2 separate regions of the Homo sapiens genome follow, and region 2 is linked to region 1. The links are chromatin loops, found by intact Hi-C in ENCODE. Cell type or tissue: GM12878. All regions are shown on one strand.

What was found. A loop is a pair of places that touch in the nucleus more often than their neighbours do. Peaks named below come from ENCODE experiments on the same cell type or tissue, not always from the same donor. Only the 100,000 strongest peaks of a DNase experiment are listed, where the experiment ranks them.
Region 2: it touches region 1 in a loop (2.5-fold over the local background); 9 of 110 quality-filtered maps call a loop at or near these places.

The regions. Positions count from the first base shown.
Region 1 is chrX:131,053,956-131,056,455 of GRCh38, forward strand. The region is part of intron 1 of LINC01201 (long intergenic non-protein coding RNA 1201); the gene reads right to left. Among named protein-coding and RNA genes, the nearest start is that of LINC01201, 2.9 kb to the right of the region's middle. In GM12878, no CTCF peak of the experiment used is centred here; no DNase peak of the experiment used is centred here.
Region 2 is chrX:131,632,449-131,634,948 of GRCh38, forward strand. No RefSeq gene overlaps it. Among named protein-coding and RNA genes, the nearest start is that of OR13H1, 90 kb to the left of the region's middle. In GM12878, a CTCF peak has its summit at 1,269 (motif pointing left); a DNase peak (open chromatin) is centred at 1,253.

The DNA of each region.
Region 1 (2,500 bases):
TAGAGCAGAGGTGTCCAATTTTTTTGGCTTCCCTGGGCCACTTTGGGAGAATTGTTGGGCCATACATAAAATACACTAACACTAATGATAGCTGATAAGGTAAAACAAATGGCAAAAGAATCTTATGTTTTAAGAAAGTTTACAAATTTGTGTTGGGCCGCATCCAAAGCTGTCCTGGTTGCATGTGGCCCACGGGCCATGGGTTGGACAAGCCTGCTGTAAAGGGAGGTGGGTGGCAGGACTGAGATTCCCACTTCATGGAGGAGGAGCCTGAGGCTCATGTTGGGAAGCAGACACACATTCACCCAGCCAGTCAGCCAGTAAGTCCAGCCTCACTCTTGGCATTTTAACTGCCCTTTCCACTGTGCTCTCTTGCCTGATGCAAGGAACCCAACAAGTAGAATGTTCAAATGAAATAACCTGACTGGGAAGTGCTATGTAGACATATACACAAGGATTCTTAGAAAATCCAAATGAATGACTTGTATGGAGTATGCTCATTTTGAATACACCTAGGCCTTATGAAGAGTCAAGTTTCAAGGTTTAGTCAATTTTCCATGCTACATATTTCCCCATGCACCCAAAAGAAGTAGAGTGGGCTTAAAGTGACCAGTTTCCCCATTTGGTTGCCCCAGTGTTTCTTGTGGCTAGGGTGCCGCAGTGTTCCCTGTAGCTAGGGTGCAAGGGGAGGGTTTGCAGGGAAAGACTTCTTTCTTCTATATTAGAGTTTCTCTAACTTTAGTGGGCGTAAAACCACCATGGAGGGCCTGTTAAAAATACTATTTTCTAGTCCCCATGCCCAGAAATTCTTGTTTAGTAGGACTGGAGTGGGAGCAGGAAATCTGCATTGTTATATGACATTCCAAGTGATTCTGATGCATCTGGTCCAATAGATTGTACTTTGGGAAACACTGATCAACAACAAGGTTTAAGGGCCTTTAATTCCTAGAGTCCCATTTAATTAGCAATTATATGCCCGGGTGTCAAGCACTTTTGGGCTTCAGGAAAAAAGTTAAGAAGGTCTGAAGCCTATCTTCTAAAAGTCAACAAGCCCCAGATTCACTTTATCATTCTGGCTAAAGACCTCTGGGAAGACAATGACCCAAACTAGGAGCAGGATGCTTGGCTCTTAATTGGAATTACAATAGAAGACGCTTAAGAAGCAGTAAACTGTCGTGCCGTAGGTCTTGGACTGTCAGAGTGAGGACAAGGATGTCCTATGTATCCCTTGTGAGCACATACCGTGGGATGAGGGATTACAGGTCCAGGCTAGCAGGCTCCTGGCTGCTCGATGGGGGCACTAAGGACTCCTACATCCTCAGAAAGGAGGAGTCATAACTTGTTATGTGCCCCTGCACAGGAGGGGAATTCTGCGTTTTACTCGCAGGCCAACTTTCTCAGCCTTTTCTGGGTCACCAAAGCCAGCCCAGGTGCCCTGTGCCACTGGCACAACCCCAACCTAAAGGCCCTCGTCATTCTCCTATCTAGCCTAGTCCTTTATTCAGCAGAGACGAAGTTGTAGATTTTTTTCTAAGTAGGATTTTCTAACTCCAGAAAATAATATAGGTTTATTAAAGAAAAATTGGAGAATACTAAGATATGAAAATAATAAAACAGTTAAAAATTGCCCATAATTGCATTACCTAAATACAATCACGACTCAGATTCTGGTGCGTTTCCTTTTAGCCTTTTTTTTTCTGTATATAGGCTTATTATTTATTTGCGCTGTCTATATTACAATGTGTGCACATTTTGCATCCTGCCTTTTTTTCATTTAAAAATATCATACGCGTATTTTCAGTTTATCATATAAGCTTCTGAATTATACACTTAAAAATAATTGCATAATAATTCATTGAGTGAATCAACATTATTTGCATAGCTCAATATCTGGCACCTAGAGGACATTTGAAAAATATTTGTTGTATGAATTAATGGATTGATGGATGAATGCATTTCCCTATTATGTCTATTATGCCCTTCTACCCCAGGAAATTTAGTTAAGGATAAAGATTTTCAAAGGTAATGTAACACTAAGTAATTAAGTGGCAGAGTAGGCAGGTGGTCAAAGAAAAGGGACAGGGCAGAACTGCTAACTTAGTTACTAAATCAATTTTTTAAAGAATTCTGACCTCTGTATTTCCTCTTCTCTTTTTTCCCAAAAGAGTAGATGCTTTGGTCCACCTGGAGCTTTTTCATAGCTATTAATATCCCCATTTTACAGGGGAGGAAACTAAGCTTCAGAGAGATTAAATAACCCTCCCAAGATTACATGGCTAGAACATAGCAGAATTGAGCTTCCAATCTAGGTTTGTGAGTTTCTGTAGCTTTGTTCCTTTATTACATTATACCTCTTGAGAAAAAGGCAACAAAGAAGGACGGCTGTCATGGGTTTGTACCTCATGTAGAGCTGCCTTGGAAGCAGAGCAATTTCAGTTTCCGAGGACTCTGGGATTGGACCAAGCAGGCAGATTTTGTGCCATGAGGGAGCCCAAAAAAA
Region 2 (2,500 bases), 580 kb after region 1:
AACTATGTATATTTCATTTGTGGGTTCATCCCCAATTTCTCTAACATTGTACATAGCACAAAATAGAGGTCCCAATAGCAGCATGAATGAATTCCATGCCAAAGCATTTAAACATCATCCTGAAGGCTAAGAAGATCATTCAATGGTTTCAAGCATCTAGGGACATCGCTAGATTTCAATTTTATATAGGCTGTGGTTGAAGGGTGGAGAATAAATGGGAGGGGTTAACACTGGATGTGAGAAGCAGGTCTATAAGGCTATTGTAGTAATCCAGGCGAGAGAAGATGGTGGGCAGGGATGGGGGATTTGGAAAATTGGGTAAATTTAGGAGGCATTTAGCAAATTGCATTAACAGGACAGGGTAACTGATGAGAAAGAAGATGGAAAGAAGAATGTGTCAAAGATGATACTACCAGTTTGATGATTTGAACAACAAGGTGGTACTATTTACTGAAATTGGGAATATTGGTAAATGAGTGAGTTTGTGAGGCAGAGAAGGGTATCATTGGTGGGGCTATGGCATCGGAAAGGGGTGTGGGAAAATTGGAGGCAAGGAGAGTAAGGAAAATATCAGTTTCATTTTGGAAACATTGAGTTTAAGGCATCTGAAGGATATTCAGATTACTGTGTATTCAGTACCCAGTTGACTATATATCTGAGGCTCAGAAGAAAAATCTGGAAATATAGATACGGGAGTTGCATATAGATAGCAGTTGAAAGTATATGTCCCTTTTGGTTGGCTCCTTTTTTGTTGCTGTTGTTTGTTTTGAGAAGAAGTCTCACTCTGTCACCCAGGCTGGAGTGCAGTGGTGCGATCTTGGTTCACTGCATCCTCCGCCTCCCAGGTTCAAGTGATTCTCCTGCCTCAGCCCTCCAAGTAGCTGGGATTACAGGCGCGCACCACTACGCTCGGTTAATTTTTGTATTTTTAGTAGAGACGAAGTTTCGCCATTTTAGCCAGGTTGGTCTCGAACTCCTATTCTCCTCCCAAAGTGCTCAGATTACAGGGGTGAGCCACTGCGCCTGGCCTGGTTGGCTCCCTTAATGACTCCTTTTATACCCCGGCCCAGTGAGCTCTGCCTAAAAGCTAATTCACCACAACTTGAATTCCTAATGAGTATTTAATCTTCTTCCTAATGTCTTGTAACCCAGCCCAGGCCCCAGCGGTACCATCTAATGAATCCCTCAGGAGACTAAGATTCCACATCCTAAAGTTAGTGCCGCTTGTAGCCACAGCTCTCAGCTTCTAACAGCACAAGGGTGCCCTCTAGTGTTCAGCATGATGCATACAGGGGCACAGAGAACTCTGAATTGTGAACCTCGCCTTTCAACCAGGATCACTGCCCTGCCACCTTCACTTCTGGGGAAATTCACTAGCCACATACAACCTCAAATTTGGAGGGACTCTAAGTACTTCAGATTCTAGCAGGGCATGAAGAGAGTCAGGCAAGCCGTACTCTCTTAAGGCAATGTATTTTTTCAGTTGCCCATCACAGTTAGGGAGTAGCCTGTAGTGTCATCTCTTGAGTAGAACCGTCTAGGTTCTCAGTAAGCCTCAGGGGGAAAACTACAAGATAGATTGGTCAGAGTTATACTATTATTTCAGAAATAATAAGCCACAGAGTGTAGATACATATGTGTCTACCAAACTAGAGAAACACAAGGACCCATGCCACAGGCCTCCTGGTTGCACTAGTCTCTTAATATATCCTACAGCAGGGTTAACCACTTTGTCCACAGGTGCCACTCCCATCACTAGAAACTTTTGTATACTAACCAGGGAGCCAGGGTGAAAGTGGAAGGATCATCTTTTACCCTTACCTACAAAGGGCTGTGGGAAGGGCAGTACATCATAAGGAATTCTGGGTGGTACACTCACCTTTACACTAGTGAAGAGATCCCCTTGTTCATATAGCAGATTAGGAAGAATAGAGATCCTCCTATAGGATCGGTGTGCTCATGAGATAACATGCAATAGGAATCGGCGTGCTCATGAGATGAGATAACATGCAACAAAACCCCAGTATTACTACTGTGTTACTGCTTCTACTCAACCCTCTACAGAGTGGAGATCCAAGTGCCTACCTCACTATAGCCTAAGAAAACCTATGCCCTAAAAAAGAACAAAATCATGTCCTTTGCAGCAACATGGATGCGGCTGGAGGCCATCAGCCTAAGTGAATTAATGTGGGAACAGAAAACCAAATACCGCATGTTCTCACTTATAAGTGGGAGCTATGCATTGGCTATACATGCACACAAAGATGGGAACAATAGATACTGGGGATCCCAAAGTGGGGGGAAGGGAGGGGGCAGGGGTTGAAAAACTACCTATTGGGTGCTATGTTCACTACTTGGGTGAAGAGATCATTAGAAGCCCAAACCTCAGCATCACGCAATATACCCATGTAACAAACCTGCACATGTACCCCCTGAATCTAAAATAAAATGTTTTTAGAAAAGAAGAAAAAAGAAAACCTATGCTTTTCATCTTATTTTG